Linked DNA regions of Homo sapiens: all the other regions are linked to region 3. A link is a contact called in ENCODE Hi-C or POLR2A ChIA-PET data. All regions are on one chromosome and are shown on one strand. Each heading gives the region's core, a stretch centred on a gene start or an enhancer-like site at or near the end of the contact. The rest is flanking DNA. Distances are from core to core; before and after follow the strand shown. Region 1 overlaps MAPKAP1 (MAPK associated protein 1). Region 2 overlaps MAPKAP1 (MAPK associated protein 1). Region 3 overlaps MVB12B (multivesicular body subunit 12B).

Region 1 (4,141 bases), core at 1-2,500, 820 kb after region 3:
ACTTCTTCCACCCTGAGCTCTCTGTCTAGGCCTCATTTCTGCAGTTAGCTGTGAACCTTGCCAGTCTGTGGTGGCTTCCTTTGTTGTGGAGCCATCTTCTAAAAATTCCATGAGGTAGAATTCACCATTGGCTTAAGGCTTTTCAAAGGAAGGCAGACTCTTGCCATGGAAAGAACATGTTTGTCAGGCTTGGGTTAAAATCTTTTGATCTGAGAGCTAAAGGGTGAGTAAGAACTAGCTAAGAAAAGGGGGAGGAGAAAGGAACAGAAGGTCTGAGGCAAGGGGAATTTGGCAATTTTGAGGAACCAAAAGAAAGTTGTGTGACTGGAGCCCTAGGGTGAAGTAGATCGTGGTGAAAAGTGAAGCTCTGGGGGAAGACCGGGTATGATTGGTAGAGGTGTTCTCTTTAACCTCATGGCACGGGGAAGCCTTGAACAAGGATTTAAATGGGGAGGTGAGGTAATCAAATTTGTTTTGAAAAGACCCCTGGGGCTGTGCTGCCGAGTATATCCCTGAGAAGGGTTTGTGAGGATAGAGAAACTAATCAAGACATTTTTTGCAGTGCTCTGGGTGAGAGAGTGGTAACTTGGGCTTGCTTGTTAGAATGAAGATGGAGTGAATGAATTCGAGAGATATTTAGTAGTAGGCAAAAGTGGTAGGATTTGATGATGTATGCAGAGAACAGGGTTAGAAGGGGGTTTGAAGGATGATTTCCTGGTCCGTGTCCGGCTTGTGGAGCTGGATGGATAATGAAACCATCCCTGAGTTAGGAAGCACTGAAAGAGGGCTTCTCCCTCAAAGAACGAGGCCATAATTTTACTATCTTGAAGATATCTCTCCAGAGAAATCAAATGACAGCCCAGGGTCACCTAGCTGGGCATAGAATCCAGGTGTTCTAATTCTCAAAGATTCTTATTTTCTTCTTTTCTTTTTTTTTTTTTTTTTTTGAGACGGAGTTTCTGTCACCCATTGGCAGCTGTTTTGGACCTGCTGACTACAGATCATAGACTGTTACCATGTCCTTGAAGACACTGTACATCTTTTTGGGAGGTGGGGTATATCCTATTGTCTGGTTTGTGTTTGGGGAATCTGAGGCAGTGCTTTTTGAGGTGAGAGTGGAGCAAAAAGCCTCTTTTTTGTTCTCGCTTGTCAGCCAGCCTTGAAACTGGCCAAGGAATTGCCTTCAGACGTTAGTCACCTTCCAGACACTTCCTCTCCCATCAGTCACTTCCTCTCAGATGACAGGGATGTGCACTCAGATGCCCAGCCTGACTCACCAGGCCATTCAGAGGAGAAAACGATAGGGTAATTTTATTCTTTTATTTTCGAGAGAGTAATTTTAAATGAGGCAGATGCCAGGTGTCATTTAAGACGTGTTGATTGTAATTGTTGGAGGTTAGGGGACTAAGAGGTAAACAACATGGACGTATTTTTGTTACAATGAGATTACTGTTGTTGTACTACCTTCTCACTACCTGACTAATTACCAGGTTAGAAGAGGGAATCTGGTTGGAATGAATATCGAGCACTGAGGTCTAGCCCAGGAGACAATCCTTGTAGGTATGGAGGGGACTAGGGATGGTGTCATTTTACATTCAGCCTTCTCATCCTGGGGTACTTTGCTCTGCATGGTTTGCAGTAGAGAGATTGTCTTCTCCCTCGAAGAATGAGGCCATGATTTTACTATCTTGAAGACCTCTATCCAGAGAAATCAAATGACAGCCTAGGCTCCACCTAGCTGGGCATAGAATCCAAGTGTTCTAATTCTCAGAGATTCTTATTTTCTTATTTTCTTTTCTTTTTTTTTTTGAGTCAGAGTCTCTGTCGCCTAGGCTGGAGTGCAGTGGTGTGATCTTGGCTCACTGCAACCTCCGCCTCCCGGGTTTAAGCGATTCTCCTACCTCAGCCTCCCAAGTAGCTGGGATTACAGGTGCGTGCCACCACGCCCAGCTAATTTTTGTATTCTTTCTAGAGGCGGGGTTTCACCATGTTGGTCAGGCTGGTCTCCAACTCCTGACCAGGTAATCCGCCTGCCTCGGCCTCCCAAAGTGCTGGGATTACAGGTATGAACCACTGTGCCCAGCTGAGATTTTTATTTTCATTAATGGGGTTCATACAAAATGGAAACTTGATTTCCAGGACTACTAGGCCATGTGTTAGAAGGAACACTGACAGGGAATCAGAAGACTTGAGTGTTAGTCCTGGCCATGCAGTTCCTTCTCTCTGATGTAGGACAAGTAATCTCTCATCTATGAGCCTTGATTTCTGCGTGTTTAGAATCAGGAATGTGGCTTAGATGACCTCTTGGATTCTTTTTGGCTTTAAGATTCCAGAGTTTTGTGATTAGGGAGGTGATTGACATCAGTGAGATGTAGGGGGGTACAGATGGGAAAACTACAACTTTTGAAGAGTTAATCTTTTGTGTATACATTGGAACTTTCCTCTTAATTATCCTAACAGAACAGTGATCTAGGGAGTATTAGCTCCAGGTGAGGGAACAGGCTGAGAGAGAGAAAGTGAGGTGCTCAAGGATTCCCCACTAGTGTGTGGCAGAGCTGGTATTCAGCTCCTTTTTCTCCTATTCCAGTACCACAGCTCTTTTTCCTAGACTCTTGCAGTCGTTGTTATGGCGAAAACAAAAACAGTTAACATTTGAAATTTTTTAAAATTTAAAAACAAAAGTTTTTCCTTTAGCAGTGGACTTGAAACCTGACGGACTGCTTCAGATCTTTTTATCAGTTATATGGATTGGGCAAGTTACTGCATCTTGTTAGCCTTAACTTCCTTACATGTAAAAAAAAAAAAAAAAAAGATATTGGGACTGGGGAAGGGGAATGCTTTCACACGTAGTAACTGGTGTGTGCCTCACAAATGTTTGTTTATTTCCATTGATTTTTCTGGTGTGCAGAGTGGATTCGTTCACACATCTCTATCCATCGAATACATCATTTACTAGGCACCCACACTGTACTGGCTCATTTCAAACATTTATTGCATACCAGCTCTGCACCGTGCACTGATAAATAAAATGGGGCTGACTGCCCTTGGGGAACTTAAAAGACAAGAGCGGCCATATGGCCATCAAGTGGAGAAACTATACTTTACATGAATGATCGTGCCCAGTGCTGAGGACTGTGACAGTGGTCCATGACATTAGGTGCACCTGACCGAGCAGAGGAACAGAACCACGAACAACAAACCAGAGAGCAAATGTGATGGGCACTATAGATGAATAGTAGATGAATACTGTCTACGGCTCGGATCTGAGCCAGTTTCTTATCCTTGGTGTGGTTGTCCGAATTTCAGTTGTATTCCTACAGGCCAGGGAATTCAGCTTTGGTCACTCTTATAATGAAGCCCAGAATGGTACTCTCCACATAGAAATGTGGAAGTTTTTAAAAATGGCAGTGATAAATTTCAAATGTCATTATTCTTTGAGGCTTGCAACTACATGGCAGTATCATAAGAGCTGTGTTTTATTAGTATTTCCACTTTACTTTCTGTTAAACTGAAGTTTAACACCTAGACAAAGATACATGTAAGAAATTTTACAAAATACATGTAAGTTTAGGAAATTTGCAAAATATGCTGCTATGCAACCAAAGATTAAATTGATTTGTTATATGTGCATTTAGCTACAATTCATTTTAATTGTCCGTATGAAGTTAAAAAGTATTAGTGTCAGATAAAGATTCATCACCAGAGCGTGATTTAAGGCTGGTGCTGGAGAACGCAGGCATGTGTTCCGGCAGATGTTTGTATAAGGCGCTGTCTTTCCTGACAGCAGTTAAAAAGTATGGTTATAGTAATCAAATTGTGGTGCAGCGACTCTGAGGCTAGGGCCAGATTGAATTAAAATAGATATAAGATTTATGAATAGCAATAGCTGTGATAAAATTTCACTGCCTTCTTCAACAGGAAGGACTTTTTCCACTGTGGAAAGAAGAAAATCTAATAACCACTTTTCTAAAACTGTGGTTTTGCTGACTTTCATTTTCTCTTCCTAATTATGGTATCAAAACAATAACTTGCTGGGTTCTTTTTTCAACCATGATGACCTTTTTTTCCTCTTTCTATTTTATTAGGTTTCTAGCTTTAAAACAAGTCTTTTTAAATGATGTTATTGTTTTAGTTTAGAAAC
Region 2 (4,013 bases), core at 666-3,165, 840 kb after region 3:
TCAGTTTGCCCACAGAAAATGGGTTCGTTAAGCTGTGTAAAATTTTTGCTAGTTGGAAGGGAAGTGAAACTATAATTGTTTCAGTGGGATTTTTTCCTCCCCCAAACCTTGTGAAAAATGTATTCATGTGTTTTATGAGACTCCCCCACAAGTCTAATTTGATGACAAGAATTGCTGTTATTGCTAAATTTATTACACGTTCACCTCTTTTCCCTGAGTGACTCATTATTGAGTCCTAGAAATGCAACTGTGTTTTTGTTTAGGAGGAGGTTGTGGTAAGGGAGAACTTAGGGATGACTTTTAAATAAGAGAACTTTGTATTATATTTATCTGTCTGGAGGCAATAAATCTGTTTCAGCAGATTAAATACAGACTTCTTTATAAAGCCTTGTTTTCTCAAACCTCTTATCAGCAGCACTTGGCAGTAATCACACCTACGGAAACTTGTAATTTTCCTCAAGGAGGTGACACTGACAGAATTAAAAATGAAGGAGCCCCCCTGAAAAGCAAGTTCATTACAAATTAACAGTGGTCTTAGCAAAGCAGTGGGCTAAGGCGTGTCAAATAGCGATATGGATAAAGAAACCCAGCATTTTAAACTGTCAGAGCTGGGAGCAAGGCTAGCCTGAGAACAAATTAATCACATATTGTCAAGGCAAAGTTGCATCAAATTAACACATCGGATTCCAGCATATTAATGTCAGAATGCTTTCACCTGATTATTACTGCAAACCATTGCCACTCTTTGAATGCAAAGATATAATTAAATTGCTAAATAGAAAGTGCATATAATATCTCCACATGCATTTAGGATGCATGAGCTGAAAAGTGCACATCCTAGGAAGTGACAGATTCTATTTGTAGGGGAGAAACTTTACTTTTTTTCCCCTTTTATTTACTTGAGAGTACTAGAGTATGAAATTAGAAAAGTTAGTTATGTTATTCATATTCTATATGAATTAGATGAAATACAGGTTTAATTTAACTGATTTGCTACACTGACTATGAGTACATAATTACCTCTGCATTTTTCTGGAAGAGAAATGGGACAATGTTGCAAAATAGTACTTTGCATCAAAATTGCCCATTACACATAATCCTGGTGGTGGATTCGTCATCAGAAAGTGCTTAGGAGAAACTAGATTGGCCATTCTGACAACTGTCTTTTATGTAAGGATTACTTTCTGTCTCAGCTTAATCTAATATGTGTTCTATTATATTTAAAATAAGAATTCAGGCAGAAGCCCAGCTGTGGTTGACCTTTTGGCTCAAGGAGGCAGCCCAGCAGGAAGAACTTGCTTTTTATTAGTCCCTGTTTGTCCCAGGTGATACTTGGGCCAGGCTTTCTGACTTGCTGTCTTTGTTATCCACAATCAGCCTTGCTGTCCCTGTTACTCACACTTAGATTTGGCTACTCTCCCTGTGTCCTCTACCAAGCTCTGTTGGCGCTGTGCATTGAAATCTTCCTTAAATCTCACTTCTTTCATGAAGTCTCCTTCAGCAACTCACACTTCATAGACTTCTCTTTTCAGCTTTGGGATTGAGCGGTCTTGCATTTACAACAGCTCACTTAGCAGAGCTAAAGGGCTTGTAAATTCAAAAAAGGGAAGTAGTGATTGCTAGGAGCCACCATGGGTTTCCTCAGAACCAAGCAGGGCAGAACAAGCCCATTTCTTTCTTGGATAGGGTTGTTAGCTAGATAGAGGGCTGTGGTTAAAATTCTTTGTTCTGAATTTCAGTAAAGCATCAATTTTTGCATAGTATTCTTGCACGCAAGCTGGAGATATTCTCCAGTCACATTGTGGTCAGGTGGACTTTGCACCTGGCTGAGAGACGAGGCACAGAGTGGTGATTAATGGATTTATGTCAAACTGGAGAGCTATCTTTCGTGGCAAGCTGTAGGTCTCTTGTGTGTTCATTGCTGTCAGGGACCTGAATGAGAACATTGATGATAGGCTGATGACACTTGTGGAAGGCAGAAGGCTGGGAAGAATAGCAGGCATGTGCAGTGACAAAGTCAGGGACTAAAGTGGTCTTGACACACCAAAATGATACTTGCACTTAAGTCATAAGATGCAGTCATTTGTGTATGGGGGTGGCAGTGGAAAAGGGGAAGAGGAAGATGAGGTTTAACCAAGTAGCACATGAAAGAAAAGGTTTAGGGTCATGGTTAATTGTAACCTCAGTATGATTCAGCAGAGCCAGGTAGTTAGAAGGAAAACTCATGCATTCATTTCTCAAATATTTCTTGAGTGCCTGTATGTGCCAGGGACTTGACTAATGCTGAGGATACAATAGTGAATGAGATAGTCCCTAATTTAATGGTATGTGTAATCTTGTAGGGAAGTCAGACAATTATAATATAGCATAATAAATGCTATGAGAGGAAAAGTTTAGTATGGTGAGTTTCTTCTTTTTTTTTTTTCTTTGAGACGGAGTCTTGCTCTGTCACCCAGGCTGGAGTGCAGTGGCGTGATCTCAGCTCACTGCAGGCTCTTCCTCCTGGGTTCAAGTGATTCTTCTGCCTCAGCCTCCCAGGTAGCTGGGACTACAGGCATGTGCCACCATGCCTGGCTAATTTTTTTGTATTTTTAGTAGAGATGGAGTTTCACCATGTTGGCCAGGCTGGTCTTGAACTCCTTACCTCAAGGGATCTGCCCGCCTCGGCCTTGCAAAGTGCTGGGATTACAGACATGAGCCACCACGCCTGGCCTAGTATGGTGAGTTTCTTAGAGGAAGGACACCTGGCCTGGGCTTCGCATGGGAGAATATCAGGGAAGACTCCTTAGATGACCCCTAAGCCAAGCCTTGAAGGATGGGAGGAGGTTAGGCAGGAGGCTTCTAGGTAGGTGAAGTGCTGGTGTAAACATCTGAGGTGAGAGATGCTGGTAAATTCTGGGCAATGAAAGTAGTAGGGTATGACTGGAATGTGGAGGCTGAGAGCAGAGGAGGTGAGAGACGAGGCTTGATCAAGAAGAGTTTTGATTTGCTCCTGCTAGTTGTATTTGGAGCAGGAAACTGACATCCTTACGTCTGAATAAATCACCATGGCTGTGGTTAGCAAAAGTAGGGAATTTAGTGTGGTGAGGTATAGTAAGTTCTGTACAACAGACATTTACAACTATAAGTGTCTATTCAGACAAGTGCCACAAGGAGGTGGTAGAGACTAGGAACCGGGTGGGGCATATGAGTTGGGCTTTACAGAATCCATCCAGAGAAGATGTGAACATTGCCTGAAAATAGTAGAAGGGTTCTTGGGTAGAAGATGCTCTGCATGGCTCTGCCAGGCTGGACAGAGCAAAGGCAGTTGTCTTCATTCATTTTATGTTGCTATAACAAAATGCTGGAGACTGAGTAGTTTATAAAACAAAAAGGTTTTTATGGTTCACAATTCTGATGGCTGGAAAGTTCGAGATTGGGCATCTGCACCTGGTGAGGGCCTCAGGCTGCTTTTACTCATTAAGGAAGGCAGATGGGGAGCTGGGGAATGCAGAGATCACATGGTGAGAGAGGAAGAAGGACACGGGGAGGTATCAGGCTTTTTTTTTTTTTTTGAGACAGGATCTCACTGTATCACCTAGGCTGGAGTGCAGTGGTGTGATGACAGCTTGCTGCAGCTTCAGACTCTTGGGCTCAAGCAGTCCTTCTGCCTCAGCCTCTCAGGTAGCTGGGACCACAGGTGCATGCCACCATGCCCAGCTAATTTTTAAAAATTATTTTTTGTAGAGATGGCGTCTCCCTTTGTTTGTTGCCCAGGCTGGTCTCAAACTCCTGGGCTCAAGTGATCAACCCAACCTCTTTTTAATAAGCAGCTGTCTCTGGAACTAATAGAGTAAGAACTCACTTCTCAGGGAAGGTATTAATTTATTCATGAGGGATCTGCCTCCATGATCCAAACACCTCCCATTAGGCCCCATTTCCAACATTTGGGATCAGATTTCAACATAAGGTTTGAAGAGGACAAACATCCAAACCATAGCAGAGGTGTTAATCATCTTTCCATGATTAAGGGT
Region 3 (3,836 bases), core at 1,318-3,817:
ACTGAGCTATGTGGGGAGAGGATTTCTTGTGGATGGTTTAGCAGCTTCCCCGTGGTGCTGTCCTTGTGATAGCGAGTGAGTCCTCGCGAGATCTGGTTGTTTAAAGGCGTGTGGCACCTTCCGCTCTTTGGCTTTCTTGTTCCTGCTCTGGCATTCTTGTTCCTGCTCTGGCCATGTGATGAGCCTGTTCTGGATTTGCCTCCACTATGATTGGAAGCTTCCTGAGGGCTCCCCAGAAGCAGATGCTGCCATGCTTCCTGTACAGCCTGCAGAACCATGAGTCAATTAAACCTTTTCTTATAAATTACCCAGTCTCAGGTATTTCTTTATAGTAACGCAAGAATGAACTAATACACCACTTGCAAGGCTTAGAGGAGTTATGAGGCTTGGCTGGAGCCAGGATTCAAACCCAGAGTGTAACCTGCTCTGGGGCTATGGGGGGCTATGGCAGGGAAGGAGGGGCTGGGAGCTTGGCAGACCTGAGTTTTTGCTGCAGCTCAGCAGGTGCAGATGTGCAGCTGTTGCACAGGCCACCCCACCTCTCTGAGCCTTACTTGCCCTGTCTGTAAGGTGGGCATAATACTACAGCTGCCTCTGCGGGCTGTGGTGAGGGTGAAGAAAAATGAAATAAGACGACAGAGATAAAGCACCCACCACGTAGGGAGGGCTGGTCACCTAACCCTGGCTTCTGCTCTTACCAAAAGCCATGTGCTGGGGCAGGTTTCCTTTCAGTACTAGGCCAGTGCTTTCTTCTTCTTCTTGTTTTTAAATTTTTTTTTTATTTTTGGTGGCAGTTTTAACAAAATGCTGATCCACAGCATCGAGCTACCTCCAGCAGATGAAAGCAAGGATGTGCCGCTGGCTCTGTGGCGCAATTAGCATTCTCCTAAACAAACGAGCTTCAACAGAGCTGTAATTAAGCAGGCCTGTAATTAAGTATATGCCCTTTATCATAACGATCATGCTTAAAAATGGCATGATGCATGGAACTCTGTTATTAATGCTGTAATCCCAAACTGAAGTGCCAGTACATAGAAATCAGCATGTCAGGCCTGTCACCAGAGTGTTTGTAAAATACATTAAAGAAAAAAACCAGAAAACAATGAGCTCATTCAACTGTTCTTTTTACAATCAGGCACTACAAGTCAAGGGGATTGTGAATGCTTACAGATTCTACAAGGTTTAAACAAATAAAGCTCTAATCTGCTACTGTATTAATCCCACCCCCTATTTTAAAGGAGGAAAAAGGGGGTGGTGGGTTTTTTTTTTTTTTGCCAGCTGACCTGAATGCCTGTCTTTGCTATTCTCGGGGAAGCAGTCAGTCCAATCTGCATGCTGCATTTGTTTGGACATAAAATTGGATTCCTGCTTGCACAGACAGCTCTGCCATGAATCTGTAGGAACTTTGCCTGGCAACGAGATGGGATTATAGCTCCTGCATCCTCCCTTCATATGGGAACTATAATTTTACCTGCCAAGGCAGTCCTCCAGAGCCATCCCTTGATTCTCCCCTCCAAACACACACCTCAGACTTCTGCAGGCTCAACACAAACCCACCACTGACCAACTCCCAAGGCTCCGGACTTAGGACCACCCATTGCCCCGGAATACCTAGCTGCTCAGAGCCGCCAACCCTTATCCCTCCCCAACGTCTCAATACACAGCAGGGGTGAGGAAATACTCCAATCAACACATGGATTAATTTCAACATGCTTGATAAAGAGAGTCATAAAGTCATGTGGTAAAAATGTAAAAATTAAAAAAAAAAACAGACTCTATTACCAGCACCTCAATTGTTATCTGCTTAAAGTTGTCAAGCGGTGTTAAGTGAACTCGGGTAATAGTACCTCAAAGTACTTGCAGAGATGCTGGTGAACAATGAGGCTTATTGGCAGGTAGTCATTTTCGGAATAAAATTAAATGCAATTGGAGTGGTGGGAGGCCTTTAATTCTGTGTACCTGCCCGGGGCTTGGAGCTGTAAATAATCAGCAACCCTAAGCCTTTCTTCGCCCCTTTCCTGTGGCGTTTCAAAAGTCCTTTACAATTTGTAATGGGGAAAACGCCAACAACTCAAGATCTCAAGGCCATTTCTCAAAACTCATTTGCAAACCAAAACACGGAGCCTGTTTTGCTTTCTTGGTGATTTCACTTTGGGGATATTCCTTGGAAGATATTTGTAGATGCCTCCAGAGCTGTCTGCTCAGTGACATTCCAATTGAGTTTACACAGGGCCAACAACTTCCTTCTAGATCCCCAAAGTAATTTGTTTTGCCATGTTATTCATAAGCCAAAAGGAGTGATTTATCAGCCACTGCCGGAGCCTCCCGAGTCCCCCGCGTGAGAGGCAGCACGGGAGGACGGAGCACAGGCGCCGGAGTCAGACACGTGTGAACGCCGAGCTGGGCCCAGTGCTTGTTGGCCGTATGGCTTTGGGCAAGTCACTTAACCTCAGAGTCAGATTTTCATCTGTCATATGAGGATAATTGTGCCCACTCCGCAGCACCGCTGAGGGATCAGACAGCAACAGGAAAGAACAGCCTGACCACAGCAGCCACTGAGAAAATGGGGCAAGGCTGCGGTTTTATGTCGAAAGCAGCTGTTTCTGCAGGAAATGAGTTTAGACCAGGCCCCACTTCTAACTAGTTCTGTAATTTGGGACAAGTATTTAATCTCTCTGAGCCTCTCTTTCCTCAGCTGTAGAAGAGAGAAAATAATAATACCTGGACTGCAATGACATTCAAACAAGATAAAAACATAAAGCCCTAGGTACGAACGAACTGCTCAGTAACTGTTAGCCATTCGTATTAGTGTTAGTGTTATTACTGCTGTACAGAGGGAAATACCCTTTCACGGTTGACCTTTTTCTACCTGCTTTCACATAAGAACGTAAGTGCAGCCATATTAAATTACACAATCCATGGGCTGTGAGACCCAATCCAAAGACGTTTGGTGGGACGGAAGCAATGTTTGCTAAGGAGTCACTCATTGGGCACCCAGACCAGGGTGCCCTCACACCACAAACGAACATTCTTAGAGGTTCTATTTGGCATGAGCAATCTGGATTACACACACACACACACACACACACACACACAGAGCACTGACTCCTCCTAGGCTCCCCATCTCTACACAGAAGACTGTAATTGAGGGGCTCGCTTCATCCCTCTGCATCCCTAGTGCCCTGGGAGGAATCTAGGGCCACCAGCCCCCCCACCTCCTCCTTCAGGGCAGTCCCTCCCTCCAGGGTCCAGGGTGCAGTGCTGGGCTGCACAACCTCATGCAGGTCCAGGGCAGTTCTCTGAAAGCTATGGGAGCACAGAGGGAAGGCAGCTGCCCCACAGTCCACACCCACAAGAAACTCGACACACAACAAGAACATTCTCACTGAGCCTCAGAAGCTTGGATCTTGCTTCCAAGTCGAGCTTGACTTGCAACACCAGAGATAGCAGACACCACGGAGAGCCATGGTCTGGGGGACCCAATGAGTTACTCCTCAGCAAACATTGCTTTTGTCCCTCCAAACGTCTTTGGGTTGGGACTCACAGCCCCTGGGTTATGTAATTTAATATGGCTGCACTCCTGTTTTTATGGGAAAGCAGGCAGAAAGGGGTCTACCGCGAAAGGGTATTTTCCTCTGTACGGCAGTAATAACACTAATACTCACTAATACTAATACCAGTGGCTAACAGTTACTGAGCAGCTAGTTTGTACCTAGGGCCTTATGTTTTTATCTCATTTAAACATCATAGCAGTCCAGGTATTGTTATTGTCTTTCTTCCACAGTTTAGAAAAGAGAGGCTCAGAGACATTAAAGAAACATTTTTTTAACGTTATA

Evidence for each region. A loop is a pair of places that touch in the nucleus more often than their neighbours do. ChIA-PET counts read pairs that join two places held with the same protein, here RNA polymerase II (POLR2A). Pooled maps may share reads with other maps.
Region 1: a loop to region 3 is called in a pooled map, with 6 times the contacts of the local background. The contact joins two enhancer-like sites. A Hi-C loop is called at or near these places in 5 of 50 pooled maps. POLR2A ChIA-PET finds 5 or more read pairs at or near these places in 2 of 52 experiments (Caco-2 and activated T-cell).
Region 2: a pooled map shows a loop between it and region 3 (21-fold over the local background). The contact joins two enhancer-like sites. A Hi-C loop is called at or near these places in 9 of 50 pooled maps. POLR2A ChIA-PET finds 5 or more read pairs at or near these places in 2 of 52 experiments (Caco-2 and activated T-cell).

The regions. Positions count from the first base shown.
Region 1 is chr9:125,646,605-125,650,745 of GRCh38, reverse strand. All of the region lies in intron 4 of MAPKAP1 (MAPK associated protein 1), which reads left to right. Among named protein-coding and RNA genes, the nearest start is that of MAPKAP1, 59 kb to the left of the region's middle. RefSeq lists enhancers at 1-166, 207-256, 317-586, 597-646, 282-1,481. Within about 2 kb of position 1,250, at least 14 of the 41 ENCODE cell types and tissues checked have a DNase peak (open chromatin) inside an H3K27ac peak, as active enhancers do.
Region 2 is chr9:125,630,638-125,634,650 of GRCh38, reverse strand. The region is part of intron 4 of MAPKAP1 (MAPK associated protein 1); the gene reads left to right. Among named protein-coding and RNA genes, the nearest start is that of MAPKAP1, 75 kb to the left of the region's middle. Within about 2 kb of position 1,915, at least 7 of the 41 ENCODE cell types and tissues checked have a DNase peak (open chromatin) inside an H3K27ac peak, as active enhancers do.
Region 3 is chr9:126,469,907-126,473,742 of GRCh38, reverse strand. All of the region lies in intron 7 of MVB12B (multivesicular body subunit 12B), which reads right to left. Among named protein-coding and RNA genes, the nearest start is that of NRON, 61 kb to the right of the region's middle. Within about 2 kb of position 2,567, at least 16 of the 41 ENCODE cell types and tissues checked have a DNase peak (open chromatin) inside an H3K27ac peak, as active enhancers do.